Linked DNA regions of Mus musculus: all the other regions are linked to region 3. A link is a loop called in an ENCODE intact Hi-C map of the cell type or tissue named here. Cell type or tissue: heart. All regions are shown on one strand.

Region 1 (8,000 bases), 750 kb after region 3:
AGGCCAGAGACATATCATCCAGATGTCTCCCCTTTACTTGTCCCCACTTGTATTGCCATTCCCCCAGTTATTTTGAGACTTTTATCTGTAGAATTCATGCAACTGCACGGCTTGCCTGGAAGATGTCCAAGTGCCCTTTTACTTCATTCTTTGTAACCTTCCCACCCCCAGCAAACCTCCAGTGATTGGGTATTAGAAAGCTCAACTTTCTTCCACTGAGCTGGACTATGCAAGGGCAATCTCTCGGGAAAAGAAATCTCCAGTCCCTGCCCTCAAATGCCCCCAGTTCTTCTTTGCCTTTTAAGATGCGTCCTAAAATATCTTCTCAGAACCTTAGTCTATACAAGGGTTAGAGTCACTCCAGTTGCTGTGCATATACGATTTTCAACATCAAAGCCTACCTATCTAAGGAGCCTACTGAGGCAACGGAGCACAGCAGTTAAGAACAAATGGAATTTGGAGTCAAACTCTCTGGGTGGAATCTTACTTCCATCCATTGCTAGATATGAGAAACCGGGCAGAAGACTGAACTTTTCAGTGCCTCAGTTGCTCTGTTTTGTTCTGCTTTTTCATTTAGTATATAGGGAAGGGTAGTGGGGTCCATTCCCTTGGTGTTAGCGAAGAGCCAATGTGATACACATGGAGAAACCTGGGGAATGTGGAATACACATGATTCAACACTGTCGCTTCCTTTGGGAAGGAAATGATTCATCTTTTTCCCTCAAGTCATCTGCAAGTTCGAGCACATTGTCGTGACACAGGATTAACATTTGCACTGTAAAGACTTCCTGAGAATCAATTAGAAAGGTAAACTCATTTCTAGGTTTCTGTTAACTTAAGTCTGACATAAAACATCAAACACTACATGCTCTCACTTACTGGACAAACCTAAAAGAGGTTGGCGAGGAACTGAGTATAGACTAGGGGGCAAAGGAAAGGGAGAAAGGGAGAACAATAAACAGGCTGGATTCTGGTAAATAGGAGGAATAACTTCTGATGTTCTAGAGCACATTTGGAAAACTATGGTTCACAACAGATAATTGTATACTTCAAAGTAGCTGGTAGAGATGAGAAATAATACTTATTTGAGGTGATACATAAAGCAATTGACCATTGCACATTATATGCATGCACTGAAGTATCATACAGCACTACACAATTATAAACAATTATGTATAAATTTAAAGTAAAAAAAATATAACAAGGTTTTCCCAATTAGCAGACAACTCCTAGAGTCTCAGAAATAGACTTTGTAAGACACAAGTCTCTTAGCCCTAGTAAGACACATAACTAGTGGAAGTCTATTTTAATGATCTTACCATGACTTTTTATGTTTTCCAGTGCCCACAAAGCAACATTTTGTTTATCTTATTTGTTTCTTTCAAATATCCCCTGTAATAGCACAGGAAAATGTATCTGAGAAGGGAATGGCTTGTCCAGGATAATCTAGGTAACATCATGAACATGGCTTTTATGTTTACAATTTTGTCCTTACAACACTGCCAAGAATCAGGACGATAATTTTAGTAGCAAGAAATCTGAGCTAGGTGGCTAGAAGGCCTCTGACAAGGTTTGAATGGGTAAACTCAGGCTCCAGGTTTGACACTCTAATTTAACCCTGCCTAGAACTATGAAACTTCACTACTGTGACCAGTTCTGAGACCAGAAACAGAAAAACAAGTCTTAGAGAAATGCCTCAGACTAGCATTCAAACTTCTTCTAAATCAAGTCCTAAGCTACCTCCCAGTCTTCTATCCCCAGATCCCCCACGCGTAACTGCACTGGCTGATTACAGAGCTCTCAAACACAACATTTTCCTGTCTTTAGGCTCTTGCTCAGCCTGGAGTGTCTTCTATTTTCACTGAACTTTGTCTTGCTTTTCAAGACCAGTTTCAGTGTTTATTTTCTCTGAAAGCCAGCCTTGTAGCCTTGAGTGAAGCTGAGCCTTCAGTTCTCACATTGCTATGTGCCTCTCCGTGAGCTAGGGTTTCTCTGGTCTGGTAACTAAGTAGATTGTGAGCTTCTTGAGGATAGGGCCTGAATCCCTGTGATCTGCTGACTGCTCATCTCAGGCTCTGGTATGGAGGGCACTTGGTCAGTGACCATGTTCACAATCTACATCTCTCTGCTGTAGAGAGAAACATGGCGGCAAGAAATCCCAGTTCAACATAGTAGCTATTATAACAGCTTTCAGGGAAGTGGATGGGGAAGCTGGTTTGTCTGAGGTAAAGAATGGCATCTAAAAAAAAATCTTAAAACTTTAGGATGGAACAGGATAAAATTATGAAACTCTAAGAAGGTTTGATATATTGGTTGTAGACACAGAGTTCACTCAGCATCAGATTCACACGGAAGGCTAAAAGCTGAACCATAAAGCAGAACTATCTCCAGGGAAGAAAACTATGCAGCGTGATGTTTGCAGAGCCATGGAGCCTGCTCCCACCTCCATGTACAGTGTGGAGAGGAAACTCATTTAAAGCATCAAGATAATACAGATGGGCAATAAAGTCATAAATGGTCTTTCCTTATTGGTAAGTCTTGAAATGTGTGGTTGTGAATGTACTTGTTATAGGCTAGAAGGCTGGTGGATCATTACAAGCTTATAGGCTAGATTCATGCATGAGCACATATCAGGACTTCTGTGACAGCAGCCTAGAATCCCTTTGTTCTCAGCGATCTCATAATGCCCTGGTCCCATTATGCCACTGTTTTCAGACTCATGTCTGCTCCAAAAAGCTCACTGCATTCTCGTCTTAGGAGTGGTTCTCCATTGACCATAGTCAGTCAGGAAGGAGAGCACGTAGAGGGTTGTGGGTGGTAGTACCTGTGGGTGTCACATAAAAGCCAAGAGCATGAATCTCATACACAGCATGAAAGCCCTGAAGCAAAAGAACTCTGGATTCTGCCTTTTACACTTTCTTGATCATCAAGCTAGTCCTCTGTGGGAAGTAGGCTAGGGGCTTTCATTTCTATTTCACTTTGACACCCAGAGAAACTAAAGAACTTGTCAAAGTTTCATAGCAAATTAACCCAACTTAATACACTAGAGGCGCGGTCAGAGATACACTTTCTATTGTGCATTTAATTTAAAAATATACACAGACTACGGACGTAGAAGCTAGGCTGGGAGGATCACACAATCACGGCCAGTCTGGGCTACAGAGAGTTTCAGGCCCCCATGGGAAGCACAGTTAGACTCATTTTCCAAAATTACAATCAAATCAAATCAAACAAAAATTGGAATTTCAAAGATAGTAAGGGATTGGTCTTTTAGGCTAGCGTCCTAAAGAGTCAAGTACAAGAGGATTTTAAAATACTGATAGTAAGGAGAGGGCAACATTTGGAATGCAAATAAATAAAATAAGTAATTAAAAATAAAATGTCGACAGTTGAATTACATATGCATATCATCATTCCCCAACTCTCCCATCCCCTTTGAAGTAGCTAAACCAAATTCCTATGCAGAGAAAAATCTTCCAAGGAGCCTGAAGCAAGGATTTTGACCTGTAAAAGACCTGTCTACTTTTCCTTTATGCTCACCTACCTGCTCTCTTAGAGGCTTTTTCTTCCATCGCTAATTATCCAATGGCTCTCTTGCATTTACAGACCCCCAAAGCAGGTCCGGTGGGTGGCATCAAATAGGAAACCGGGAGACATCCGTTGGTTCCTGGGAAGGCTGAGGAAGCACCCTTGTTAAGGGGTGTGTGCAGTGTTGAAATATTAGCTGCTGTACTTGCCAAAGAAGTTCCTGAGCCACCCAGAGACTTTTCTCTTCAGTCCAACCATGTGTTGTTCACCGTGCCCCAAAGGTCAGTACTAATATTAACAAGCCACTGGAGAATGGAGAAATGAAAACCAGCTATTGAGGTGAGCAAGATCTGGATTTCTTTGGGACAAAGCTTTATATTTATCTGCCTTTAGTGCAGTATGGGCAAAATCCCTTGCTTGAAAGCAACTGGTGACATGAAGAAAAATGTTCATTTCCCTTGTCCTAATTAACCCACTCCTGGGATTTGATCTTTAGTCAGTAACTCCCAAAGCATGGAAAAGCTCAAGGCACAGAATTTGAATTACAGAGCTGTTTTTCTGATAGCAGTAACTAGTGACCTTTAAGTCCGATGGGGGTGGGGTGGGGGAGGGGCAGCCTACTGTGGCTCTGTATAGCCATGAAGACGATGGCTCAAAGGCTGTGAAATTCTGAGGGTGTGTGCATTCGAATGGGAATAACTTTGTAGCAATTTTCAGTGGAAAAAAAAAAAACCCTTAGGATGCAAAGTTATAGTTTTCCTGGAAATAGGGCGATTCCTGTTAATTCTGTTTCTGTGGTCACAAAAAAATAAGTCGAGAACTCATCCCTACTGCCCTGCTTATTCATCCATTTGCTAAATATTTATTCCGTTATCATATAAGGTGGGTCAGAGATGGCCACTGCATTCAGGCTGCTGGCAGTCTAGTGACAACGGAAATCAATGGGGGTTGTGCACTGTGGTAAATACTGTGCCATGGACCATAAAGTGCAGTGGTGCCCACAGGAAAAGACGTAAACACAGAGGTGTGTGGACAAAAAAAAAATCAATTGTTTACCTGATTAAGAAGGGTTTAAATCTTGGCTCTACCACTTCTGTGAGGCTGAGACGAATTTATTCAACTTCTACTTAGCTTCAGTGCCTCTTCCTGGATTATCCTAAGAATGAAAGGACACGGTATAGACAGGAAAACCATAACTGCATCGGGAAATGATACTATTCTGGAGCTTAAATGGTCTAGGCCTCGATTTTGCTCATCTGAGAAATGGAGCCAAATGCAAGTCTGTCTTATGCTTTGAGAGTCAAGACAAACATGGCTATACAGGGAGGATTTGAGGCAGTCTCCTTCCTCCAGACTCCATTAAAACGGAGGCTAGCTAGGTTCTTAATTGCTTAACGGAGAAAGTTCCCTTCGCCACTGCCCAAAAGGACTCCAGGGTCTGCAGAAGCCCCTCAGCCACCGCCAGGGGCCGCTCACTAAAGCCAGAGTCCTGTCTCGATCCGGGTAGGGCGTTGGCTCAGCTTGTTTCCCCAGAGGCCTGCCCCTTGACAAAGGGACAAAATCCCATTTGTCAGTAACCTGGCGCATCAGGGGGTACTTTTGTAGTAGAGAAGAGCAGTCAGATTCGGGCGTCCAGGCCAGCATGCGGCCAGAAGAGAAGGAGCCCAACCAGAGACGCGCCTCTCACCAGTTACTCTTCCCAGGTTTTGGTCTGGGTCTTGCTATGTAGCCCAGGCTGGCCTTGAATTCATTACTGACCCTGCCTCAGCTTCCTGAGTACTGGGGTGACAGGCTCGTTTGATCAAGCCCGGTTTTCCTACAGCCTCCACCTTAGTTCCGTCTCCCGCCTAAGAGAACTGAACTCGAAGTCCCGCCCTGCTTGCGTCCTGCCGTCGGAGGGGGCGGAGGGGAAGGTGAGAACGCCCGGTGGAAACGCGAGAGGAAGGCGGGGAGCCAGCTCACTTCCGGGCAGCAATGCATTTGCCCGCCTAAGCTTCCTTTGGGAAACTGTACCGTTTACCAAAATGCTGCGCGTGGTAAGCTGGAACATCAATGGGATCCGGAGTCCCCTGCAAGGCCTTGCATGCCAGGAACCCAGCAGCTGTCCCACGGCCTTGCGACGCGTTTTGGACGAGCTGGATGCTGATATTGTCTGTCTCCAGGAGACCAAAGTGACCAGTGAGCATTCGAGAATCCAAGATCTCTACGGTGTTTTCCTTTTGATGCTAACCTTTGTTCTGTCTCATTTCGCGTTTCGTTTTCCTATACTTAGAATCCTGCCCTTATACCCATCTGAAAGGCCTGATCCTTTTCTTTCTAAACAACCCCACCCCAGCTAGAACCCCTAATTCCGACTCCTGGCCTGCTTTCCCCGTTGAAACCCTCATACACAGATTCCCACTCATTCTATAGCCCGAACTCTGGGCCTTGAATTTTCTCCTTTCATTCTTCTAAGCCAAACACCTCAGTTTTCCATCCCTGCCCCCACCTCAGTCCTTAATCCCCACCTAATCTCTGCCTTTAGCTCAGACTCTTAATTTCTCCTTCCCATATCTCCAATTCCTCTTTTCTCTCCACCTCAAGGCCCTAGATTCATTCCTCTTTGATATCTTACCTCAAATTTAGACCTAATTTCTTCTCCCATAATTCCCAGCTCGAATTCCCTAATTCCCTCTCCTACCTCCCACCCTTCAGGTCCCCAATCTCCACTGCCAGCATCTGTGAGTACTTTAATCTAAATCACAAGACTTAGCTCTGATTTGCCCTCCTCTGCTTCCCTATCTAATTTGAATATAATTTTCTTTCCTGACTTTCCCATCTCTCTAGCTCCTGTCAACATAAACACTTCTCCTGACCCTCAATTACAGCTCTGATGTATGCTAACCTATAACTGTAATTCCAGTCTTTCATGGGTCCATGGTGCTAATTTACCTCTGACTTTATATTTACTTTTTTTTCTTTTTTTTTTTTTTAGGAGATGTACTGACAGAGCCCCTGGCTATTGTTGAGGGTTATAACTCCTATTTCAGCTTCAGCCGCAGCCGTAGTGGCTATTCTGGTAAATGAGGTCTTCTGGGGGTATTTATGTTAGCATTGGTGATGGAGAAAAGGAGTGTTTTGGTATTTAATAAGAAGGTAACATATTTTGACTTTTCATTTCCAAAGCAAATGCTGCTAATTTTAGGTCATATGAAACCTCATATTTATGCACCGAAGTTTCCTTTTGTCCCTCAGAAGTATAGTAATGTACTTCTTCTGAGTTAACTGTATAAGCACTGGACCTTAACTGCCAGGGTTCAAGTCCTGGCTCACATCCTCTCTGTGTTTTCTGACAAGTTACTTTACCTTTGTGTTTCAGGTTTTTCACTGAGAAAATAAGGATAATGGTTATTTTCTAGGCTCTCACAAGGGTTTAGACATAGTCTTGCATGAGGTAATAATGATAGCTAATTTTTCATCAGCATTTGCTATGTATGTGTAAAATACATTATTATTGTTCTTGTAAAATATAACATTATTCTGTGGCTTTTTTTTTTTGGTTTTGTTTTTTGTTTTCGAGACAGGAACTCACTTTGTAGACCAGGCTGGCCTCAAACTCAGAAATCCACCTGCTTCTGCCTCCCAAGTGCTGGGATTAAAGACGTGCGCCACCACTGCCCTATTCTGTGGCTTTTTAAGAGGAAACTGAGGCCTCAGATGCTTTAAGACGCTACAGAGCCATGTATGGCCCCTGAGTTAGGAGGATTGTCCTTACTTTTTTTTTTTTTTTTTTTGATTTTTCGAGACAGGGTTTCTCTGTATAGCCCTGGCTGTCCTGGAACTCACTTTGTAGACCAGTCTGGCCTCGAACTCAGAAATTCGCCTGCCTCTGCCTCCCAAGTGCTAGGATTAAAGGCGTGTGCCACCACGCCTGGCTGTCCTTACATTTTTGAAACAGTTAAATTTGACAAAGATAACCAAAGCTGTTCCTTATATGGATACACTTGGAGTGGGATAGGCTGTACAATGATATATTGGCTGCTGACCCCGTTCAGAATGCTCTTGTCCGTCCCCAGGTGTGGCTACCTTCTGTAAGGACAGTGCTACCCCAGTAGCTGCTGAAGAAGGCCTGAGTGGTGTGTTTGCCACCCTGAATGGAGATATTGGTTGCTATGGAAACATGGATGAGTTCACGCAAGAGGAACTCCGGGTTCTGGATAGTGAGGGCCGGGCCCTCCTTACACAGCACAAGATCCGGTAATAGTCCATATCCTCCTCTTACAGGCCATCACTGGTTCTAGTCCTTGTGTCTAGAATATAAGGCCCATTCTATAGGTATTCAGTTGCTATAAAAATGTTCCCAAACTTGCCTTCCTGTATTTTAGTCCAGGCTGGGCTGAGTGATCTTGGAAAATTCATGCTTCCTTCTGAGCCTTGTGTTCCCCTCTCTACAGAGGGAGACTGGCCTGAAAGAATAGCTTTTTAATTACCAT
Region 2 (8,000 bases), 170 kb after region 3:
ACACACACACACACACACACACACAGTGGGGGCTCATGTAAAGATTTACAAGAAAAAAGTCTAACATAAGAGGTTTAGGGTTAGTATTATGATTAGAGACTGAGCAAAGCCATTGAGATGGCAAATAAGAGCCACTGGGTGTTAGAGGGAGGAGAATAGGAAGCGAACACTTAATGAGTACGTACAGAGTTTCCTTTCAAGGTGATGAAAACATTTTGGAATTAGATACTTGCCCCAAATACAGTAAAGTTACTTAATTCCGAAGGCATATACTTTTTAAAATGGTTTAAAACCAGGCTTAGTAGCTCAGGCCTATAATCCCAGCAATTTGGAAGACTGCAGTAGGAAGATCAAAAATTTAAGGTCTGCCTAGGCTACAAAGTGAGTTCAAGGACAGCCTAGGCAGCTTATTGAGACACCTCTCAAAAAGAAAAGAGGGCTGAGGATACTGGTCAGTGGCAGACTGCTTTCAGGGCATCTGTAGAGCCAACAGGTTCAATCCCAAGTAACACACAAAATAAAATTTTTAAAATCACAAATTTATAACTGAGTTTCATCACGACTTAAAAGAACCCATGCTAAAACATGGCAAAAGATATATTTCATTTCTTCTAAGACTTTTTAAAGGAGATGGAGTGGGGATGCATGTCTTTCCCTACATAGAATGTTTAAGTAGCAGACAGAAGACCCTGGATTCAATCCCAAACACAGTTTCTCTTAAAAGGTGAAAGGGAGGGTCTGGAAAGATGGCTCAGTGGTTAAGAGCACTGACTGCTCTTCCACAGGTCCTGAGTTCAATTCCCAGCAACCACATGGTGGCGCCATCACAACCATCCATAATGAGATCCGATGCCCTCATGCCCTCTTCTGGTGTGTCTGAAGAAAGCTACAGTGTACTCATACACATAGATAATAAATAAAACCTGGGGCTGGTAAGATGGCACAGTGGTTAAGAGCATCGATTGCTCTTCCAAAGGTCCTGAGTTCAAATCCCAGCAACCACATGGTGGCTCACAACCATCTGTAACGAAATCTGATGCTCTCTTCTGGAGTGTCTGAAGACAGCTACACTGTACTTACATATAATAAATAAATGAACAAATATTTAAAAAATAAAATAAATAAAACCTACTGTGTAGACCAGGCTGGTCTTGAACTCACAGAACTTCTTTTTAAAAAAAAAGGAGAGGGAGGGGCAACAAGAAGGGAACAGTTTATATGGAAAGAAGGGAAGAGGGAAAAAGTTTCAGAAGGATTATATATCCCTGAAAGAGCATTAAAGGCTCATTTCTTCAATAAGTCTCTCTCAACAACTTCAACATTTTCTAAAAAAAAAAAAAATCTCATGATATTTACAGAACAACTATGAATATTGTACTCATATATGAAACCCAAAAATAAAAATTAAATTAAAAATACCATGAATTCTAAGTTCAAAATAAATGCCTTTATATGTGTCCTTTAGAGCTATCAAAGTTAGTTGCTGCCTAACAATATATGATATCTTGACTAAAAAATGGACGAGACACTCTCCTGTGAAAGAATACTGGCTTTTAGCCAGGAGACCTAAGGATCTCTACAAATAGAGCTGAACACTTAATACTAAAATAAAAGACAAATTTTTTTGTTGCACACAATTCATCCTCATACAAAAACATGAACACAAAAACTTAAGTTCTCTACTTAAAAAAAAGATTATTTATTGTGTATATAGCATTCTGCCTGCATATATGCTTGCAGGCCAGAAGAGGGCACCAGATCTCATTATAGATGGCTATGAGCCACCATGTGGTTGCTGGGAATTGAACTCAGGACCTCTGAAAGAGCAGACAGTGCTCTTAATCTCTGAGCCGTCTCTCCAGCCCCTATGTTTTTCTTTTGAGACAGGGTCTCGTTATGAATCCCTGGCTGTCCTGGAACAGTATGTAGACCAGGCTGGCCTTGAACTCACAAACATCTGACTACCTCTGTCTCCCAAGTGCTGAGATAAAAGATATTATACCACCACACCAGACTTCTTTGACCTTTATAATCCCTTTAAAATATGAAGACACGTGAGGACAGTGTAAAAGTATGTGTAAAGTATGTAGACAATCTAAAGAGGGGCACAGTGGAGAAGACAGCAAAAAGATAAAAGGAGAGGCAGAAAAGGCTTTTAGAAGATAAGCCTATTACTTCTCTTCAGCTTCACTCCAGGAAAATCTAGCTAAAAGCTAGGAGACCATCTTTCCTGGAAGAGTTACAATTTCGAAGCTCCCACTGTACCTATTTCTGCCCTATAATAATGTGTGTTTGATATTATATATATTGGCATGTGTGAATATACACTACCCTATATATTTATATTCATACACAAAATATTCATCTCAATCTCAAACTAAACATGATATTAACCTTTGTGTTAAAACTCTGAAGTAGTCAAAGAAAGGAACATACTCTTTTCCATTTCAAAACAGAAAGCAAGAAATGTTCTTAAATGTACACTTCCACAAACTCAGATGTATGTCAGCAAGACCTGTAAAAATAATCATGAAAAGTTAAAAATCCATAATCATTAATCGTGACCTAGAACAGAATGAAAACATCACAAGGCCTCCTTACCAGAAGCTAAGTAACATATTCAGAGAACAACATGTCCAAGTAATCTATTGTAATTTAAAGTTACACCAGCCGCAGATGCAGCTCAGTGGTAAAGGGGTTGCCTAGCATGTTCAAGGCCGTCATCAAACAACGAAACAAATACACTAAAAGCATGCGCCACTTTTCTCAGAAAATAAACTTTAAAATAACCCAAAACACCGGGCTATCACTATTAAACACTCAAAATCAGATTTTGTACATTTTAGCTAAGATTAAATACAAAGTATCTTTCCCTCGGGCTGTCCAGTTTAAACAAATTTTAATTTCAACAATGCAAAGAGTTACAGACTATCTAACAACACCTCCAGCCATACACTAAGGTCTGTTAAAAAGTTCTCTTTATATTAAAAATGGAGAGGCAGAGGCAGGCAGATTTCTCTGAGTTACAGACCACCCTTGTCTACATAGCAAGTTTCAGGCCAGCCAAGGCTACATAGTGAGACCGTGTATTGAAAACAAAACAAAACAGTACCCATGAAAAATGGATAACAAAGCCTCCAAATATTTGATGCAATCACTACTGCACAGATTTTCACAACCCAAGACTATTGATTGATTCATGCAACTGTCTCAGCAGTAACCCTTAAGGAATCACACCTGAAGGCTGAGGCAGAAGGATGGAAGGGAATTCAAGACCAACCTTGGCTACATAGTGGATTTCTGGCCAGCCTTGGGTACAGGACGAAACCCTGTCTAAAAAAAAAAAAATTAAGAAAGAAAAAAAGAAAAACCGACAGGGAGAAGAGCAAACTCGCACCTCTTTTTAACAGTGTATCGACTGGCAAGATACAGAAAGACACACTCTGGGGGTTTCTGCTACACATCCCACTACATAAATGTTTCACAGCTCTTAACTAAACAAAACCTCATTCAATACAGCGAAACCACCTCGTGACTTTTATCCTACCCCTATCATCTCCTCCCCTCCCCATTCCCAGCAAGTCAGTCACAGAGCACACACCACACCTCTCAATTCCTTTGCACCTAACACAATTTACACAATCAGTCTGCTATATCCCTCACCCAGATTTCAGTCCTATCGACCCTCCTACATCAAATGAACCTCTAAATTAAGCCTATTCTTTTCCCCACTCCATTTCCATCAATATAACACATCCAAACCTTGTTGAACATCCCACACCCAAAGCGATTCTTTTAGTATCACCAATCTCACTTAAATGATCTCTCGGTCCCTTTGTCAACCATCTCCTGTATCCTCACCTTCCCTGTCTCTTGGTTTTCCATCAACTGCCAAAGTTACCACCCTCCCCAACAGAAACAAAAAAGAAGAAGAAACGCACCTTAACCTCCGATCTGTCCTTCCCCACTACCCCCCCCCCTTAATTTCCCTCTCCGTATTCCATCACTTCGACTCCAGCTCTTACAACCCCAAGACCTGAGTCCGGCCTCGTCCAATACCTTCGGGTGACCGCACGCACCATGCCTTGGTCAAGCTGCTCCCCCTCAACAGACACACACACACACACACACACACACAGAGAGAGAGAGAGAGAGAGAGAGAGAGAGAGAGAGAGAGAGAGAGAGAGACTGGGGCGCTTACTCTGAACAGACTGTTGGCCGCCGCTGCCTCTTTCCATTCATCCTGGGCCCATTCATCGCTCAGCCCGATCCTGGACACGCCCCCCGGCCTCCTCCCTCTCTCAGGGTCCCGGGCTGGCCGGGACCCTCACCTCACTAGAGACTCTGACCGCTAGAGAACGACTCTATTCAGTTCTCCCTCGCTGTCTCTCAAGCCTTCTCCAGCCCCCAGACCGGCTACACCGTAGACTAGACACATACACATATACCTCCTCCTCTAACGCCTCCTCCGATGCTTCTCACTCCCCTCCTCGGTGTCTCCGGCTCGTCTCCGAGTCCTGTGCGCGTGCGCGCGTCTCCCCGCGAGCCCACCGAGCCAGCGACCGCGGTGAGGGGATGAGCGGGCGGGGTTAGGGGGAGCAGGGTGCGAGCCCAAGCTCGCGCTCGCCCCGCAGCTGACCGGGCGCACGCGTACTGAAGCCAGAGAATCCTGATAGACTGGAGAGGGGCGGGGAAGGGAGGGGAGGGAGGGGGAGGGAGGGGGAGGGGCGAGGAAAGCCAACTGAGCAGCCCGAACTCCGGACGGCCCCTGGCAGAGCGAGGTGCCCGGGGGCTGCCCGGCTAGCGCCTGCGCACACCTTCCCCGAACTCAGCGCAGCGCAGTGGATGCGCGTCGAGGAGAGAGAGACTCCTCTCCCTAGCACGGGGGGGGGGGGGATCTCAGCGAGGAGCCACGCAAGATACTGCTCGCGTGCTCTGAAGCACTCGTCCTCACGGCTGCTTTACCTTGTTCCCCTCAAGAACAAAGAAGGAAATCAAGAAAAAGAGGTCCAAGCGCCACACCATTGCTTGGCCACCAGCAGCCCACTTTCACCTCTTTGGAAACCATTAAGTGAAGCAGCTCTGTGGAGATGTGGTACCCACCAGTACCCCTTCACCCACCACCCCTTACTCACTTTTGCTAGGTCCCGGTTTATCTCGCGAGACCCATACCTGCCAAATTGGGGATTAGAAGTCGAAGCACAGATTTACAAATACCTGTCTCCTGGTTATGTTGAGAGGGCACCGGCCATGGCATATACCACCGCAGCCCCCCCGCCCCCAGGACCTCAGTGCGCGCGGGGGAGGGGGGGCAACAACCAAAGAAGGGATGGGAGAGGGAGCTAACCGATTTTTGACGGCCTGGAACCGCTAGGCCTAGGCACGTGGCCTGTGCCTCGCAAGCGGGTGCGGTGTACCCTGGGAATTGTAGTTTTTGTTTCCACCTCTATTTCCTCCCCCCCCCCCCCCCCAACTATACATAGGCCTCAGACACAGAAGGGGGGGATTACCGACGCCATTTTGTGGGGAACAATGGCCAATGGCCCTAGTGAAGACGGATGGGGGAGGGCGCGATGGTTTAAGGGTTCAGTTAGCCTCTACTGGCCCCTCCGTATCATAGCAACCCCTTCAGAAGCCTGGCCCCGCCCCCTTGCTACACTGCCGGGCTTCTGGACTGCTAGCAAGCAAAAATGCCACTTTCTCCCAGAGGCTAGACCAATCACCCATTACCCACCTCCCTGAAAACTCCTAGTTCCTCAAATTAATAAATGCTGCCTTCTTCGAGCTTTCACTAAATATGAGCATCAGCTCAGTGGCTTTAAGAACTGCTTCGTATGCTGTATGAGGCATGGTGAGGAACGGGTTTTGTTTTGTTTTGTTTTAATGTGTAACAACCCTGCCTTGACCAAAGGGGAAACTGAGGCTCAAGGAGGAGAAAACAGACATGACTTGCTGAAGGATGGCCAACAAACACCAATCAATAGTTTCAAAGATTGTCAAGTTATTTCAAGACTTATGCAGTCTATTACTCCCATGAGATAATAAGTAGAAACTGTGGCCACCTTTTTAACTTCTCCAGGTAGACTGTTCCTACTACTATTACACACATCTGTCTTCAAAGACCTGGCTCACTTGGGCCCTGCCTCTGTGCCTTCTCTGAGCTTGATGATACAATCAACACAGAACAATATTTAGGAATGTTAGCCCTTCAACCCACGGTGGTGCAAACTCTTCTAGGTAGGCTCCCTTCGACTACCAAACACTTGTTCAGTAATTATTAAGCAGTGTGTCACACAAACACATACAGCTTTAGAAATTTGAAAATCATACGGATCTGTACCCATCCAAGTACAGATCTTTCTCAATGGAAGACTATTTTTAAATGTTTGTAAAAGTGTTTTATTCAATTCTTTTTTACAAGTTATTTTGAAGATCTTTTTTATGTGTATGAGTGTTTTACTTGCATATTTGTATGTGTACCACATGTGTGTCTGGTGCCCACGGAGGTCAGAAGACAGTATTGAATTACTTGATACTGGAGTTACAAATAGTTGTAAGCTACTGTATGGGTACTGGAAACCAAACCCAGGTCCTCTGCAAGAGTACATGTGCTCTTCACTGCTGAGCCATCTCTTCAGTCCCCTGTAGACTTAGTATTAATATATGTGCTGTCCAGAACTAAGCACAAAATGCCATTGTAGGCAGAAATGAGAGTAAGCAATTATAGTTATCACCACTATATGTTAGAAAGTTTTCCCTTCCTATCCACTGGTTTTCACTGTCAAGTAGCAATTGTGATATTCCCATTCATCTACCAGAAAATTTGAGTTATTATTAGCCACTTCATCTACCAGAAAATTTGAGTCATTATTAACCACTTGTAATTTCACTTCACTTTATAATATCCCATAAAAATATACAATAACCTAGTTATGTTTGGAAGCACTACTTCTGAGAAACCACAAAGTTTTCACTGGAATTCTTTTTGATGTTCCCCCACACACACCAAGGGTGGGGTGGTGGAGATAATGAGAGTGTTTGAAACAAAGGTCTTGTGTAGCTCAGGCTGACCTTGAGCTCACGATGTAACCATGAATAACCTTAATCAAATTCCTAATCCCAAGGCTGGGATTACAAAATATGCCACCACACCCACCTGAATCAGTTTTAGATGTCAGCATCCCAAGACAATCCCTATATTATTTGTTTTCCTGCCTGGCCACATTCTCCCTTGAGATATTACAAAATAGACTATGGGAGAGGTAGAGAAAATATATGGAATAAAATACTATATCTCAAAAGAATATTGAGCCACATGTGCTTTCTATTAACTGTTACTACTGTGATAAAGAAGAGCATGAAATGTGTTTCTTATCCAGTCACCCACTATTTAAAACAGCAAGTCTAAGGGCATGAATTTCTGGATGACATTTTCTCTAAGAAAGCCTTAAATTTGGGAAGAGTCTCACCAAGATCATCTAGGAGGTATTAATGCCCACCTTCCTCCCAGCACAGAATAGCAGCTCCCGTTGGCTTAGTGACTTACTTAGAAACATGCATCTGTGCAGTTTCCCTACTCTTTCTATATATTGTCTGTTCTTCTCTTCAAAGATACAGTGTTTCCACGTGTGTCCAGGGCATATGTCAGGGAGCAAATTGCTTTGGCACCTGACTCCTGGGAAGTACAAATATAAATAAGCCCACCTTGCTTCTCTGTAACTGTGAAGTGTCACAAACCTAAACTCCTCTAGAAAGTATACAAGTAGCAGAGCCCTAAAGTCTGAACGGTGATTGCTGAAACAACTGCCCATTCTCTTCAATAGATTAGACCCTGGGGTCTATTTCCATCCACAGCACCACATAAGCAAGCCATTCTTGAGGAAAATCTCTGGTGTAGCAGATATAAATCACATTCTACCCACTCAGGTATATAATAATAACAGCTAGCAATTAAATAGCATTTCCTGTATGCTTTATATGAATCCACTGAATCATAAGCA
Region 3 (8,000 bases):
ACATTCTTCATTACTCCAAAAACAAAAGTCACTGATCACAGCCAAAAGAACTCACTGAGAATATCAACACTATTTTTATATTTCTGGAGTCAGTTTTAAGTCATAGTTTACTTTTTTTTTCTTTTTTTGCTTTATTTTGTGTGTGCTTACAGAATCCAAAATAGAGTGTCAGCTCTCCAGAGCTAGAGTTACAGACAGTTGTGGGAAACTCAACTCAGACTCTCTGCTCTTCACTTTGGTTTTCTGAGACATGTCTCAGTGTGGAGTTCAGAACTGCCTCAGGCTCCATAAATACTGGGACAAGATGTGTGTCATCATGCCTATTATACCAAACCATTTTAGAAGTCACTCCTACAGTCTCTTAGGATCTGTCTTTTATGGATTGCTGGGATATTTACTTACAGATGGTGTCTATATTACCAGGTTGACCTCAAACTCTAAGGCTTGAGCCATGCTCCTGCCTCAGCCTCCTGAGTATGTAGAATTACACAGGCATACAGGAATGCCCATAACCACTGTTGAGATTTAAAAAAAATGATACTGCACCATGTATGATGGTGAAATCTTGTGATCTCAGCACTTGAGAAATGGGAGGCAGGAGAATGAGGAAGAATTTAAGTTCAGCCTTGGCTATATATCAAATTCAAGATAGCCTGGATGACATGAGAACTTGCCTCAAAAAAAAAAAAAAAAACTGTGCTAGATATGCTAAACATATTTAATGACAAAATATAGTTATAGTTGGTTCTCAAATTTCTTGACTGGCAGAGAATATGAATAAACCACAAGCCTATAGTGTTACTCTCTCCTGCCAACCAGCAATCAAAACCTATTCAGAAAAAATATTTGTAAATATGCTATAAATAAACAATAACCTACTCAGAGCACACAGACAGGCTGCTTTAGGTCCTCATGCCCTTATCCAGTGTGTAGTAGTCTCACACCTCTTCATGGTTAATCTGTAAAGGTACTCCAGAATTTAATCACTAAGAAATTATACCATACTCCCTGTAAATAGGCTACATTTTTCACCACGAGCAATTTTTGCACAAAGTATCTGGAATTTTGTTTTCAGTCTTTATGAAACCCTGACCTCCTGGAGAGCCAGCCCTTCCTCAGGAATTTTCTGCACGAAGCCCAGTACTTACCCTACTGCAAGCACTCAGCAAAGGAATACCACAAATGAATAAAGCAAACCTGTTTTTATTCAGGTGCCAATGAGATATTTCTTCCAGTGTGGAAATAATCTGATCCCAGGGCCTCTTTACAAAGATTCATCTTTGAACACAGCTATTAAGAGTGCAAGCTGTGGAATCAGATTGCATGGACATCAAGCCCAGAATCTCACCTCTATCATTTATTACTACATCATCTCTGGACAAGTGTGTAAAGCTCCTGGGTCTGAGTTTCCCCATTTGGAAAACGGGGGTCACACTGCTTCATGAGTTACTGTAAAGATCCAATGAGAATTTTAAAGCACTTAAGGGCTGCAGATGGAAAAACAATTAGTACCGCCCTTCCCCAGCACCACCCTCAGCCCCCTCAAAAAAAGACAGGAAAACCCTGCCCCACTAACATAGTCATCACTACTGCCAACAGTCAAGCTGCCAGTAATAGCAGGATAAAAAAATAACAGGGTAAAAAAAAAAAAGTTCTTAAAGCCTGGGTGGTGCCATTGAAAACAACTTGGAAGGAAAGCCTGTAAGTGACTCTGCTTTAAAATGTTCAGTCAGGAGAACAGGCAAGTGGGGTTTTGTTACAGTTATATTTTAAGTTAGCTCATGATTAGATTTTTTTGCATGCATGGTGTCAGGAGATTGAAGCAAGGGCCTCCTGGTTAGTAAGGACACTACCACTGAGCTATGCCCCCAGCCCATTAATGGCTTGTCAAATTTAAAAAGGCATAAATTTGGTGCTGAGTTCTGTATATCTAGCATAGTAGGATTCTAGTCACATTCTATAACCATTGCAAACTTCTCCATGTAGCAGATCTTTCCGTCTCTGTTCCCTCCTTACCCCACCAGCTGCCACCTGTTTTGTTTTCAGAATCCCCAAGTCCCCAATCCTGAAAGGACATTCCCCCCAAAACTCTGGTTAGAAAATGGGTTTGCAGTTTCTTCCCACCTAACCCTGTAACGCTTTTCTTTTCCTTCTTCCTGCCTACCTCCTTACTTCTCAAGCCTTGCTATTCTCTACACGTAGGAACTTGAAACCTAAGAGTATGGGAAAGCAACAGCGTAATAGCAGTGGTGCCAAGACCCGGGGATGCTGCCAAGCTTTTCCCCAGGCTCCATATGCAGTGGCTCAACTACTCAGAGGCTGGCCTTCGGTTTAAACCCATGGAGCCTCATGAACTTGGTATTTCTTTTTGCCTCTGCCCGATTGCTTCAACCTCTTTAATTAAACAACCTCCTCCAAAACCTGTGAACCATTCAGATCTAGCCCATTCTCCAAGTCTATCTTTTTCAGGAAGTTTCCCAGGACCATTTTAACCCACAGATTATCACCCCACCCACCTACCCAAACTGGCAACTTACATACCAGAAAACAGAATCACCATGCATATTTACACCAGCAAGTAAATGCTGCGCATTTGATCTTTCAAAGCCAAGAATGGCGTCTTGGGGTTTTTGAGAGCCCCTCCCCGCACCCCCAACCGTCTTTGAAACCCCCTACTGAGCGTGTTCATCTTCCTGAATAGTGACTCAATCAGTGAATTGTTTGGGCTAAGGCATGCCAAGATAAAAGCATGTTGAAATGAAAAGGGCTCAATGGATGGGGAAAAAAGAAGTACTAGGTGTCAAATGGGGGAAAATTATAGAACAAAGGTGTTCGACTAACATCTGTTTTATTTGCCATGGGGTTGAAAACAGATATAGGGGAGGGAATGTCAACTGGAAAATGAAGAAAAAACATATTTCAGTTTGAGGGGGATGATAGCAAGAGAAACATGAAGCCCGGAGGAATTTTGAGTCAATTCTGCTAGAACCAACAGGTAGGCCAATTGTGTGAGTAAAGGGGGTTACGGGGATGGCATGGCTAGAGATACAATCATGTAGGTAAGGGAATTAATAGGCCATATGACGGGGGCACGAGGGGATAAAATGGTCGCCAGTAAGTTAGCTGACTGAGTGGGTGGCAGGTAGGTCGGTGAATGGTTAGGTGTTTAGTCTGGAAGGAACAGGTGTGGGGCATTTCATTTAAAAATCTAACCCCTCCCTCACCTTGACCCGGAAGCGGATGAGTGCTAGCCTCACGCAGTGGCTCAGACAGGCAGGTGGCAGGAACCAGGCCCGCGGTGGAGGGGTGCCCTTGTTGCCCACGTGTCCCACGATCAGTTGCGCAGTCTGCCGCTCCGCCTGGCACCGACGGCCCCACTCGGCCAGTCGGTCCTTCCCCAGGCCCCCAGGGAACATGACCACCAGCTCCAGGCCGTCTCCGCCCGGATAGGCACAAGCCTGGCACAGCGCTGACAAGTAGCCCAGCATGGCATTCCACTGGCCGCCACAAACCCAATCCGTCTGGTAGCCACCATAGAGCCGCGGCAGCGCCGAGCCCGCGTCTACCAATACCCGAGCCCCAGGCAGCGGAGGGGGCGGCGGCGGATGCAGCCCTGGCGGCGCTTGGCCATGGTGGTGGAAATGGTGAGCAGGGTGATGGTGCCGAGACGGCCCCGCGCCCCCGGAGTAAGCACCAAAGGCAGCGGGCGGGAGCGGCGGCGGCGGCAGAGGAGCAGAGCCCCTGGTGATGCGTGGAGCCCCTGGCGCTAGGGCTGCTGGCGGCAGCTGGCGGTGCAGGTGCTGCTGCTGCTGCTGGCGCGAGACGGTGCGCGCGAGTTTGAGGAGGTCCACAGGCACCACAGCCCCGGGACAGCGCTTCTCCAGGAACTCTTGGAAGCCCTGGACGCCCATGCTTCCTCCGTGGGTAGAAGGAACAGCGGCTGCGCAAGCGGGCCAGTCGGCGATCCCCGCGCGAAGCTGGAGGCGGGCGCGTGCGCACTCCGCGGGGGGTAGGGGCGAGGGGGGCGGAGAGAGGGTTTGAGAACGGGAGGGGCGAGGGAACGTGGGCGGGGAGGGGAGGAGACCACAGACTGGGTGCGGGTGGAGAGCAGAGGTGAGGCTGACCAGACTCAGAAGAGGCTGGGAAGATAAAAGCGATGACAAAGTCGTAGTCACTCCTCTTTTCCCGTTCCCCTCCGCTGCTCTTCTTCACTGCTTCAAAGGGGGTGAAGCCTCTGCCTTCCACCTCCGGGAGCCATGTTGCCTCGTCTTCTCTGTGATACTCGCTTTCTAGCTGGGGGAGGGGTACAGGGGCGGGGCGGATGAGCATCCTGGGAGTTGTAGTCTTTTCCCGGATGGCCTCAGGATGCAGTCTTAGAACCAGAGGATCACACCTGTCAGGCCTTGATGCTCATAGTGTCAGAAGAAGCGGGCCAAGAAAATGTGTGTATAGGATTTGTACCAGAACTCCTAGTATCCAACCGAGTTGCCTCAGGATATTATACCACCATGCCCAGGGAAAGAAATGGAGATGATGCATCATGGGAAAGGAAGTACTGTGGATTAGTAGAATTTGGCTAAAGTGAGCTAAAGTTCCCTGAAAGGGAGAAATTTCCCTTCCATTGAAAAGATGATATGCACAACTTTTAACGAAAGGAGAAGAACACATATGATACATAAAAACCGCTAACATCTACTGTCATACTTTGAAGAGTTATCCACCTTACAAATGGTAAAACATTTACTTAAGACAATGAATGCATAGACAAAATGAAATTGCCTATAATTTGCCTCAGGATCTCTGGTCAGGGAGATTAAACACCCACTCAAATTCAACTACAACTTGGACCTTATTGGTACTCACTAAGCTATGCCATATGGTTAGGGGATTTTTTTTGTTTTCCAACCTACTAAATGTGTCCATGTGGGAACAATTCAAAATAGCTGCAAAGGTTCTAATTTGATCACAGTCTTTTGAAAAGTACATTTCAGCATGCTTCTCCAATGAAATCCATGTAGAGTCTGTCTTCTGTCAAGTTTTAGGGCCCATTACTTCAGCCAGACTACAGCAGAAAACAAGATCTGCATGCAGAGTAGTTGTATCTATCTGGCTTGGAATTTACAGAACATAAAAGAGCAGAACCCCAGGAATGACATCAGAATGGTTTGATAGGATGAAACCAAAAACAGGTTGCAAATTCCAAACCGGGTTTGTCATAAGAGTAGTAGATCCAGAATAGCAGGGATGGGAGACAACATGAAAGGCAAGGGAGAGGGAGGTGGGGGGTGTATAGGGGACTTTCGGGATAGTATTTGAAATGTAAATGAAGAAAATAGCTAATAAAAATTGTTTTTGAAAAAAAAGGGAAAGGCAATAGCTTGAAGGCATGAAAGATGAAGAGAATAGATGTTTTTAGTAAACTGTGCTTACTAGAGAGTTTGTCCAGCATCCCTTTCCTAAAAATTAGCCTTCTCATTGTTAACTTGATAAGATTACTGCAAAAACTGTTGTCTTAGGCATGATGGTATGTGCCTGCAATCTTAGTACTCAGGAAGTTGACATGGGACAGTCACCTTAAGTTCTAGGCCAGCCTAGGCTACCCAGTGATTTCAAAGAACCAAGGAAGTAAATAAATCCTATCATGTTCACATTTGCTTGTAATGCCATATTTTAACTGAGTGTGTTGGCTTACATCTATAAACCCAGCATTCAGAAGGTCAAGGCAGGAGGATTGCCACAACTTTGAAATTATTATTTTCCAGGTCAGCCTGAGATAAGAACTAAACAAAACAAACAGTAAAGAAAAAAATTAAGTCCCAACAACAACAAAAATAATTGGATCATAAGCCACTTAATGAAACTGTTAGCCACAAGTGAGATACCTTTAGATGAAAACCCTTTATTATTCTACCTTCAAATCATCCTTTCTGGGTCGGTGAGATGGCTCTCTGGTTAAAATGCTTGCTTTGCAAGCATGAGGACCTGGATTCAATTCTCAAAGACCACACCAAAAAGCCAGGCTCAATGTAGTGCATTTGTAATCCCAGGGCTGGGGAAGTAGAGCCAAGTGGATTTCTGGGACCCAGTGGCCAAGCAACCTAGTCTAATTGGTGAGTTCCAGGCCAATAAGAGACAATGCCTTAAAAACTGAGGTGGAAGATTCCTGAAGAATGATATGCAAATTTTGTCCCCTGGCTTTCATGGGCATACATATGAGCACACCAAGACACACAAGTGTACCTGTGCACACTTACAAAATGTCCTTTCCATTATTTTCAGCTATGATACAAGCGAGATTTCACAGATGTACTCTTCTTCCCCGTTTTAATGGTAACAGCCTGTGAACTTCAGCTAAGTATATCTAAAATTTGTATCTTACCCTCTTAAATATGGTCTTATAAACAGCATACTTGGGACTGTGCAAGGCTTATCCAATCCCAGCTTCTTGGTACATCTATCTGTCATTTCTCCATTCTCCATTGCCCTGGTCAAGGCAATCCCAAAGCCATGCTGATTGAGACACTCAGGGATCCCTTAACTGCTTTAAGTAATAGATCTTTCTCCACTCTTTCATGTCTTGGCTGTGCTTGTTTTAACCTTTTGCATTCACCAAGATGTGAGCTCATTACATTTGGTTACAAAGAGAATAAACAGTCAGAAATGAGGTGTGGCAAATTACAAGCCCAAAATACACGGAACTGATACAGGTGGAATCTTCTAGCATCCATTGATGGGAAGGGAGTTGACACTTTTTGTAAGATATGGCAGTGAACCAGTTAATTACAGTTCCTGGAACTCAAAAGAAAAGCCCTGGAGCTGGGTGTGGAGTTCAGTGGTAGAATCCTTCCCCAGCTTCTATTCCTCAGGACCACAAACAAACAAAAACAAACTGAGCTTTGATTGCTGCAGGCACAAATCCCTTGGTCCTGCTGACTTGCAGCAAAAATGTCAGACCCACTTCAAGGATTTCACTGATTAAGAAACTGGCACCAGCAAATTATTCACACATGTATAAGGAGTAGTAACTCCTCATGGCATCAACTTTGCCAGAAGTGCTGATTTCCCATAACTGAATCCAACTAGATGTTAAGAAGCAAGTGAACATCCATCCCCAAGGCGGATCAGGACGGAGGTGGGGAAGGTTTCACAGTAGTAAGCTCAGCTCAGCTTACTATCTCCTACTGGATCTCTGATCGAGAGGATCTTGAACAGAATGACAGAGAGAATGAGCCAAATACTTAGAGAGTGCTAAGAAAAAGAAGCTGCAACAGTAGTAAATCACTTGCTTTGTATGTGCAGGACAAGGAGTCCGATCCCCAGCACCGGAAAAAAAGGAAGAGAAAGGAGACCAACAACAAGAATTTTACTACCTGTTATTAATACTTGCTACTGGGACATCTCCCAACATGAAACCAATAGGCCTTCAATTGAAGACTTAGAAAATTTTCATCAGTAGAAAATCATGTCTAGCGAATCATGATTGTAATGGACCACCCAGAGTAGCAACTCTGGAGCAGCACATCACAGTACCTGTTCTGAACAGGATCATTTCAAGCCTCACCCTGTATTTTCAACATTGGAAACACTGAGTGTACCACCAGAAATCCATGATTTTAGTAGTGTTGAAGATGAAGCCAGAAAAATGTTGAAGTACTATAAACAGTGTGCAAACTACTGATGGTAAGGGAAAGAGATGAGCTTTGTTCTTTCTTGCACAGACATGAGTGGGAGAATGGGGAAATATGAGAGGAAACAGGATGGGGGCAGAATAGCATCAAGGTAGTAAAAAAAAATTACAGAGGACTGATCAATATAAATGTGATTAGGCCAAATGTGCACACTGGCTGACAATTAGATTTCTATCCTATCAACACAGAGACAGAGAGACAGAGGCCCTATTGTTCCTGGCAATTAGGTTTCCAAGGAATGTCTCACAGGTCCTTCAGAAAGACATCCTGAACTGGAGGAAAGATACACATGTCTCCAAGGAACAGAAGGAT
Region 4 (8,000 bases), 210 kb after region 3:
ATGACTTCCAATACCACCCATTTCTCGCTAATATCGTAATCTCATTCTTCTCTGTGGATAGCTAAAACTTACATCTAGATAAATAGAGAGAGCACTCATTTTTTTATTAGATATTTTCTTTATATACATTTCAAATGCTATCCCGAAAGTTCCCTATACCCCTCCCCCTGCCCTGCTCCCCTACCCACCCACTCCTGCTTCTTGGCCCTGGCATTCCCCTGTACTGAGGCATATAAAGTTTGCAATACCAAGGGGCCTCTCTTCCCAGTGACAGCCGACTAGAGCACTCATTTTTTAAATTGTTGTTTTCCTCGTGAGCTTGTGTATGCACTCAAACACGTGCCCACAGCACAGATGTATAGGTCAGAGGACACCTTGGGGGAGTTCGTCCTCTTTTTGTACCCTGTGGCTCCAGGTGCACTATCTCAGGTCATTAATCTTGATGGCAGGGCTTCTACCTGCTGGGGCAGCTCCTGGCCCTCATTTCCTTTATCTGTTTGAGAGGCATCTGTTTCCGTACATTGGCTGTTGAGAAAGCATGGGAGTGTGAGTATCTCCATGGCCTGCTGACGCAGATTTTTCCTGGGTATAATCAGTAATTGTGTAGCTGCGTCATAAGATAGCTCTATTTGCAACTTTTTGATGAGTTCCCAAACTGAGATCCATGGTGGCTGTATCAGTTTACATTTCTACCAACAATCCATACATGTTTCTCTTGCTCCATAACCTTGCCAGCATTCATTGTTTTCTTGATGGTGGCTATCCTGACTAGAGTAAAGTGGAATCTCAATGTAGTCTTAACTTGCATTTCTTTGACAGCTAATGATGTTGAACTTTTTTTTCTTTTTTGAGAAGTTAAAAGAAAAAAAAAACACTTCTGTATCTCAAAACATGCCTTTCCCCCTTTCTGTTCTTTCCTTCTCCCTTTTTTTTAATTTTAATTTTATTGGTTATTTTATTTATTTACATTTCAAATGTTATCACCCTTTCTGGTTCCCCCTCTCGAAACCTCCTATCCCATTCCCCTCCCCTGCTTCTATGAGGGTGTTCCCCCACCCACTCCTGCCTCCCTGCCCTCAAATTCCCCTACACTGGGGCATCGAGCCTTCACAGGACCAAAGGGCCTCTCCTCCCATTGATGACTGACAAGGCCATCCTCTGCTACATATGCAGCTGGAGCCATAAGTCCTTCCATGTGTATTCTTTGGTTAGTGGTTTAGTCCCTGGGAGCTCTGGGGGTACTGGTTGGTTCATATTGTTGTTCCTCCTATGGGGCTGCAACCCATTCAGATCCTTCAGTCCTTTCTCCAACTCCTCCATTGGGGCCTCTGTGCTCAGTCCATTGGATGGCTGAGAGCATCCACTTCTGTATTTGTCAGGCTCTGGCACAGCCTCTCAGGGGACAGCTATTTTATTTGTATGAATCTTTGCCTGCACATGCCCACTATGTCCACTCCTGGGCCTACAGAGATCAAAAGATGACTTCCAATCCTCTAGATGATTGTGAGCCATACTCTGGTGCTGCACACTGAACCCAAGTCCTCTGAAAAACAAAACAAACAACTAAAAAAATGCTCTTAAGTGCAGCCATCTCTCCAGCCTCACTTTCCTTTCCTTTTTTTGTTTGTTTGGGTGGTTGGTTTTGGGGTTTTTGAGGCAAGGTTTCTTTGTGTAACCCTAGCTGTCTGTCTTGGAACTCACTCTGTTGACACGAGGCTGGCCTTGAATTTACAGAGATCTGCCTGCTTCTCCCTCCAGAATGCTAGGATTAAAATCCTGTGTCACCACCCCTTTTTTTGTATGGGTGGTGGTGGTGGATGGCTGAGTTTTGTTTGTTTGTTTTTCTCTAAATGTATCCCACAAATTAAAAGTGTAAAACACCATACCGGTATGGATTTCTGTTTTCTTTTTCTTTCATTTATCTATCTATCTTCTATCTATCTATCTATCTATCTACCTAGAATCTTGTCTTTTAGCCCATTCCTCAGCCTCCCAAGTAATAGGTGTGAGACAAGATACTACCTGTTTTCTCTCTGGTGTGCTAAGAGGAACCAGTTTATGATCTGAAGGTATCCTTGAATCAGGAGCAAAGAATACAAAAACAGGGCCAGGCATGGTGGCCAACACCTTTAATCCCAACACTCTGAAAGCAGAGATAGCAGATCTCTGTGAAATTGAGACCAACCTGGTCTACACATATCTAGCACCAGGTCAGGCAAGGTTACATAGTGAGATCCTGTCTCAAAAACCAAACAAGCCAACAAAGAGAATACAAGCCCAGAGGAGAGACGTTTAAGTCAACCACTCTGCCCCCACCTTTCTCTTACTTCCTCTGCAGGACCTCACACATGGCTGCTACAAGCACTTGCTAGCACTTCAATGACCACCTAGCCAGAGTGGGTTTCTGCTGTTTGGAAGTAAGAACATTGACAGATGCAGGGGCAGAGTCAGGAATATTCAGATTACTAAGACGTGTTCTCCACTATCAGCAGCCTGGGCTCTGTGGTTAGTCTTTCTGAAAAAAAAAAGAAAGAAAGAAAAGAGGAGGAGGGAGAAGAGAGAAAAAGAGAGAGGGAGAAAAATCCCATGGTTTATTTTATCATCAAAAATCACTTAAATGTTCCATCAATCTTGGCTGTTTCTCTAATCAACCACATAGCCACTCTAAATTAATTGAACAGCACTTCTTGGTTTGCTGGCATATTTGAGTTTACAGTTTGCTTATCACCTAGCTCTGAGGTAGATCATCTCTGTGCATTATTATTTTGTTTAAATTTGAGACAATCAGCATGCATCTCAGTCTGACTTTCAATTTGCAATCCTGCCCCAGCCCCGGGAGTACTAGGATTATAAGTGTGTACCACCATGATTTCAAAGTCAGGTTTCCAGGCTGAGACTAATAGATCGTAGCTGTGAGAACACTTTTCACTCCAGAGCTGGAGATGGAACCCAAAGCTTTGCTCATACTAGATAAACACTCCATTAACTAAGCTACAGGATCAGCCCCGGAATCTGAAACTCTTGAGTCAGCAAAGCAGATCACCCATTCAGACAATGAGCAAATATTTATTATCTAACTGCTTTAGGATAAGGCCGCAGTAGTAAACAGAGCAGAGGATCTCTGTCTTTGTACAGCTGACATTCTAAGAGATAGGAGCAGTAATCGATTCCACAAGTATTTAACTGGGACAAACAATGGAAAGAAAAAGTGCAAGGTAAGCTTGAGAATGGACAATTGGTTCCAAACTGCTCTTTAGTGTCAGGAAGGTTGGCCCTGTGAAAGGTACATTGAACATTAGACAAACGGTGGGAAGAACATTCCAGGCAGAAAAAAACACTATCTTATCAAGCTCCAGGGGTGATATGCTAGGAAAACAGAAAAAGAGAGAGAGAAGAGCAAATGAGGTCCCATATGGCAGGCACCATTAGCAGCTCTGTAGACCAGCCCTGCTTTTAAACACATTTTTCATTGTGACAAGATACACATAACATAAAATTTGCCTGGTTTGTGGCACTGGGGATTAAACCCAGGACCTTAAGTCTGCTGACCTAAGGCTTTACTGCTGAGCTCACCTCCTGCACTTTAAAGAATCCAGAGGAGCCAAGCGTAGTGGATCACGCCTGACATCCCCGGCATTCAGGAGACTGAGGCAGATGAACTGCCAGAGTTAGAGCTCACACATAGTGAGCCCCATACCAATGTGAAACCTTGTTTAAAGGCTCTCAAGCAATCATTTCTAGATTACTAATACAATATAAATGCTGTATTGCTAAGCTGTTTTTACTTTCTACCTTAAAAAATAAGTATGTTTTTATTATAGAAAATTTGAAAATTACGAGCATATAAGAGAGGAAAAGGAGTGTGATGCACTACTACAAAACAACCCAGGTTCAAGTTTGGTGTCTAGCGTTCCAGTCTGCCTTCTACACATATGGACACATTTTCATATAATTTTATGTATTCTATTTTTAAATAAAAAGTTTGCTTTAGATGATTTTTGCAAACTTTTCCATGCAATTCACAACTTACAAGTTTTAAATGTTGTCTTAGTAGCCCATTTTACATACAAAATAATTAATTTTATTTTTAAAAATTGTATGTGTCAATTATTCATCTTATTTCCTACTTAAAAACGTTTCATACAGTGCATTTTGGTCCAATTCCCCATGCCCCTCCGCCCCGCCCCTCCCCCCCCCCCCCCCCCCCCGTCAACTTCTCACAGATCTCTCCGTACCCAACCACTTCATATTCATTCTCTCTTTTTCACTCTCTTTTTTATTTTTTCTCTTTAAAATGTAAAATCGGGTTGGAAAGATGGCTCAGCAGTTAAAAGCACTGTCTGTTTTCCCAGAGGTCTGGAGATCAATTCCCAATAACTACGCGGTGACTCACAACCATCTATACTGGGATCTGATGCCCTCTTCTGGCGTGTAAGTGTACATGCAGATAGAGCACTCATCTACCAAAATTAAGTCTAAAAAAAATAAATAAATAAAACCAAAGAAAATAAAAAGTAAAAGCACACACACACCAAAATAAAACAAACAAAACCGTCGGGCGTGGTGGCGCATGCCTTTAATCCCAGCACTTGGAAAGCAAAGGCAGGCGAATTTCTGAGTTCGAGGCCAGCCTGGTCTACAGAGTGAGTTCCAGGACAGCCAGGGCTATACAGAGAAACCCTGTCTCAGAAAAACCAACCAACCAACCAAACAAACAAACAAAACCAACAAAAATAACACACAAGTAAAACGCCATGGAGTGTGGTTTGTGTTGACTATTCCTTGCATGTAACCTGCTTTGGAGTGTGGTTGAAGTATCCCGTGTCAACTCTCAAAAAAAGAAAAAAGAAAGAAAGAAAGAAAAGAAAAGAAAAAAGAAAAAAAAGAAAAACTGATTTTATTTTCTCCTTTACATCAGCTATCAATTGCAAATGGCTTCTTAGCAAGGATGAGGCTTTGTATCCATTTCTACTTCTCTATGCTAGGATTTTTTTTTCAAGTTTGAACTTGTCAGGTCAACATATTTATACATACTGCCACAATTTCTGTAAGTTCATAGGTGCATATGTGTTTTGATAAAGACATCCCATTTAGGACTGGGTGATAAAACGGTCTCACTCTCTATGTTATACAGTTGTGGGTCTTTGTGTTAATTGCTATCTACTGCAAGAAGTATTTTCCTTGATGGGAGCTGAGTGATGTACTAATCTATAGTTATAGCAATATGTCATTAGAAGTATTCCTATGTTCATTCAGAAGAACAAAGTAAGTTTTTCCCCAAAGCCAATGGCCTATCTAGTCTCAGGTTCTTGTTCTCATTGACAGTGTCAAGTATGGTTCCATTTTATGAAGTGATCCATCTCTTAAAAATATTTTATAAGGGGCTGGAGAGATGGCTCAGCAGTTAAGAGCACTGACTGCTCTTCCAGAGATCCTGAGTTCAATTCCCAGCAACCACATGGTGGCTCACAACCATCTGTAATGAGATCTGATGCCCTCTTCTGGTGTGTCTGAAGACAGCTACAGTGTACTCACATACATAAAATAAATAAAATTTTAAAAAAATATTTTATAAACACTTTATATATTATATAATTATATAGGACAAAACTACAGCTTACTGACTGGGAAAAGATCTTCACTAACCCTTGATCCAACAGAGGGCTAATATCCAAAATATATAAAGAACCCAAGAAGTTAGACTTCAAAAAACCAAATAATCCAATCAAAAATGGGGTACAGAACTAAACAGAGAATTCTCAACAGAGGAATCTCTAATAGCCGAGAAACACTTAAAGAAACATTCAACATACTTTGTCACCAGGGAAATGCAAATCAAAACGACCCTGAGATTCCACCTTACACCAATCAGAATGGCTAAGATCAAAAACTCAGGTGACAGCATGTGTTGTTGAGGATGTGGAGAAAGGGAAACTCTCCTCCCTTGCTGGTGGGATTGCAAGCTGGTACAACCACTCTGGAAATCAATTTGGGGTTTTCTTAGAAAATTGGAAATAGTTCTATCTGAAGACCCAGCTATACCACTCCTGGGCATACACCCAGAAGATGCTCCACCATACCACAAGGACATGTTCATAGCAGCCTTATTTATAATAGCCAGAAACTGGTATCCCTCAACCAAAGAATGGAAACAGAAAATATGGTATATTTACACAATGGAATACTATTCATCTATTAAACACAAGGACATCATAAATTTCTCAGGGAAATGGATGAACTAGAAAATATCATTCTGAGGTAACCTAGGCCCAAAAGGATATGCATGGTATGTACTTACTGATATATGGATATTAGCCAGAATATTCAGAATAACCATGATACAACTCACAGACACAAAGAAGTTAAACAGAAGGAAGGCCCAAGTGAAAATGTTTGAATCCCCCTTAGAAGGGAGAACAAAATAATCATGAGAGATAGAGGGAGGGAAGGAGCTGGGTGGGAGAGGGGAGGGCAAGGGGAATAGAGGGAGCAGAATCAGGCATGGGGAGGGGCCCAGAGTGCCAAGAAAATGAATGAAAATTTTCAGCTGCCGGGGAGGGGGTGGGGAATGGGGTGAGGGTATTCTCTAGGAAGTTCCAGAGCCTGGGGTGAAGTAGGCTCCCAGGAGTCAATGGAGATGATTTTAGCTGAAATGCCCAACAGTAGAAATATGGAACCAATAGCCACACAGGACCCCTAGTGGAGGGATAAGGAAAACCACCCACTCACAAAACTTTCAACCCCAAATTGGTTCTGTCTAAAAGAAGTGCAGGGACAAAGATGGAGCAGAGACGGAAGGAATGGCGGACCAGTGACTGGCCCAACTTGGGGTCCATTCTATAGGTGGACACCAATCCCTTGACACTATTACTGATGCCATGTTGTGCTTGCAGACAGGACTCTAGCATGGCTGTCCTCTGAGAGGCTCTACCAGCAGCTGACTGAGACAGATGCAGATACTTATAGCCAAACATTGGACTGAGCTAGGGGATTCCTATGGAAGAGTTAGGGGAAGGATTGAAGGGGCTGAAGAGGATTGCAACCCCATAGGAAGACCAACAGTGTCAACTAACCTGCACCCATGGGAGCTCCCAGAGGTTAGGCCAGCAAGCAAAGAGCATACAGGGGCTAATCAGAGGCCGTGGCACATATGTAGCAGAGGGCTGCCTTGTCTGGCCTCAGTGGGAGAGGATGCATCTAACCCTTGATGCACCAAGACTGGGGGATACCAGAGGTGGGGGCTACCCACTCAGAGGCAAAGGGGAGGGGAGGGGCAGCATTTGTGATATAAATAAATAAATAATTTTAATAAATATTTCACATATTATGTAATTGAATATTACATACATAAAATCTACTTTATATTTTATATGTGATTATATACATAATTGTGCATAATTGTATATAATTATGTGATTACATATAATTTATATATGTAATTGTATATAATATAACATATCATATAGAAAATATATCTATATTAAGATAAAGCACACTTATTACATCAGAGTTGGACAAAACAAACTAACAGAGGGAAAAGAGAAAAAGAGAAGACACAAGAATCAAGATATCCACTAATTTACACACTCAGGAATCCCATAAAAATACTAAACTGGGGGCTCCCAGAAACTGAGCTACGACCAAAAGAGCATACATGGGCTACTCTAGGCTGAAAAGCTTAATATATACTCAGAGGTGTCTTGTGTGTGTTGCTTCAGTCTCTGTGAGCTTTGTTCATATTCACTTTCTCCCGCTGATTCAGATGGCCTTGTCTTCCTTGCATCCTCCATTCCCTCTGGCTCTTATACTCTTTCCACGTTCTTTTCCACAGGTTTCCCTGAGCCCTGAGGAAGGGATTTGATGGAGACATCCATTTAGGACTGAATGTTCCAAGGTCTTTATTTCTGTGTAATGTCTGGCTGTGGGTCTCTGTATTTGTTCTCATTTGTGCAGGAGGAAGCTTCTCTAATGATGGCTGAATAAGGCACTGATCTAAGAAT

The links. Hi-C counts contacts between places; a loop is a spot of excess contacts. Peaks named below come from ENCODE experiments on the same cell type or tissue, not always from the same donor. Only the 100,000 strongest peaks of a DNase experiment are listed, where the experiment ranks them.
Region 1: it touches region 3 in a loop (6-fold over the local background); 2 of 42 quality-filtered maps call a loop at or near these places.
Region 2: a loop joins it to region 3, with 2.7 times the contacts of the local background. A loop is called at or near these places in 3 of 42 quality-filtered maps.
Region 4: it touches region 3 in a loop (2.8-fold over the local background); 6 of 42 quality-filtered maps call a loop at or near these places.

The regions. Positions count from the first base shown.
Region 1 is chrX:150,585,629-150,593,628 of GRCm38, reverse strand. Apex2 (apurinic/apyrimidinic endonuclease 2) reads left to right here and starts at 5,474. Exons shown (of 6, transcript NM_029943.2): 1 at 5,474-5,706; 2 at 6,503-6,586; 3 at 7,584-7,764. The coding sequence starts at 5,553. It also overlaps a transcript of Pfkfb1 not described here. In heart, a CTCF peak has its summit at 4,976; DNase peaks (open chromatin) are centred at 148, 5,058 and 5,448; H3K4me3 peaks cover 2,013 bases; H3K27ac peaks cover 1,892 bases.
Region 2 is chrX:151,166,161-151,174,160 of GRCm38, reverse strand. It overlaps a transcript of Wnk3 not described here. Among named protein-coding and RNA genes, the nearest start is that of Wnk3, 28 kb to the left of the region's middle. In heart, CTCF peaks have their summits at 855 and 1,743 (motif pointing right); a DNase peak (open chromatin) is centred at 4,590; H3K4me3 peaks cover 2,160 bases; H3K27ac peaks cover 1,481 bases.
Region 3 is chrX:151,340,161-151,348,160 of GRCm38, reverse strand. It overlaps Fam120c (family with sequence similarity 120, member C), which reads right to left and starts at 3,938. Exons shown (of 16, transcript NM_198105.2): 1 at 3,225-3,938. The coding sequence starts at 3,911. It overlaps A230072E10Rik (RIKEN cDNA A230072E10 gene), which reads left to right and starts at 6,282. Exons shown (of 3, transcript NR_015600.3): 1 at 6,282-7,680. In heart, no CTCF peak of the experiment used is centred here; DNase peaks (open chromatin) are centred at 3,570, 4,000 and 4,270; H3K4me3 peaks cover 2,521 bases; H3K27ac peaks cover 1,318 bases.
Region 4 is chrX:151,129,399-151,137,398 of GRCm38, reverse strand. No RefSeq gene overlaps it. Among named protein-coding and RNA genes, the nearest start is that of Tsr2, 37 kb to the right of the region's middle. In heart, CTCF peaks have their summits at 4,426 (motif pointing left) and 6,697; no DNase peak of the experiment used is centred here.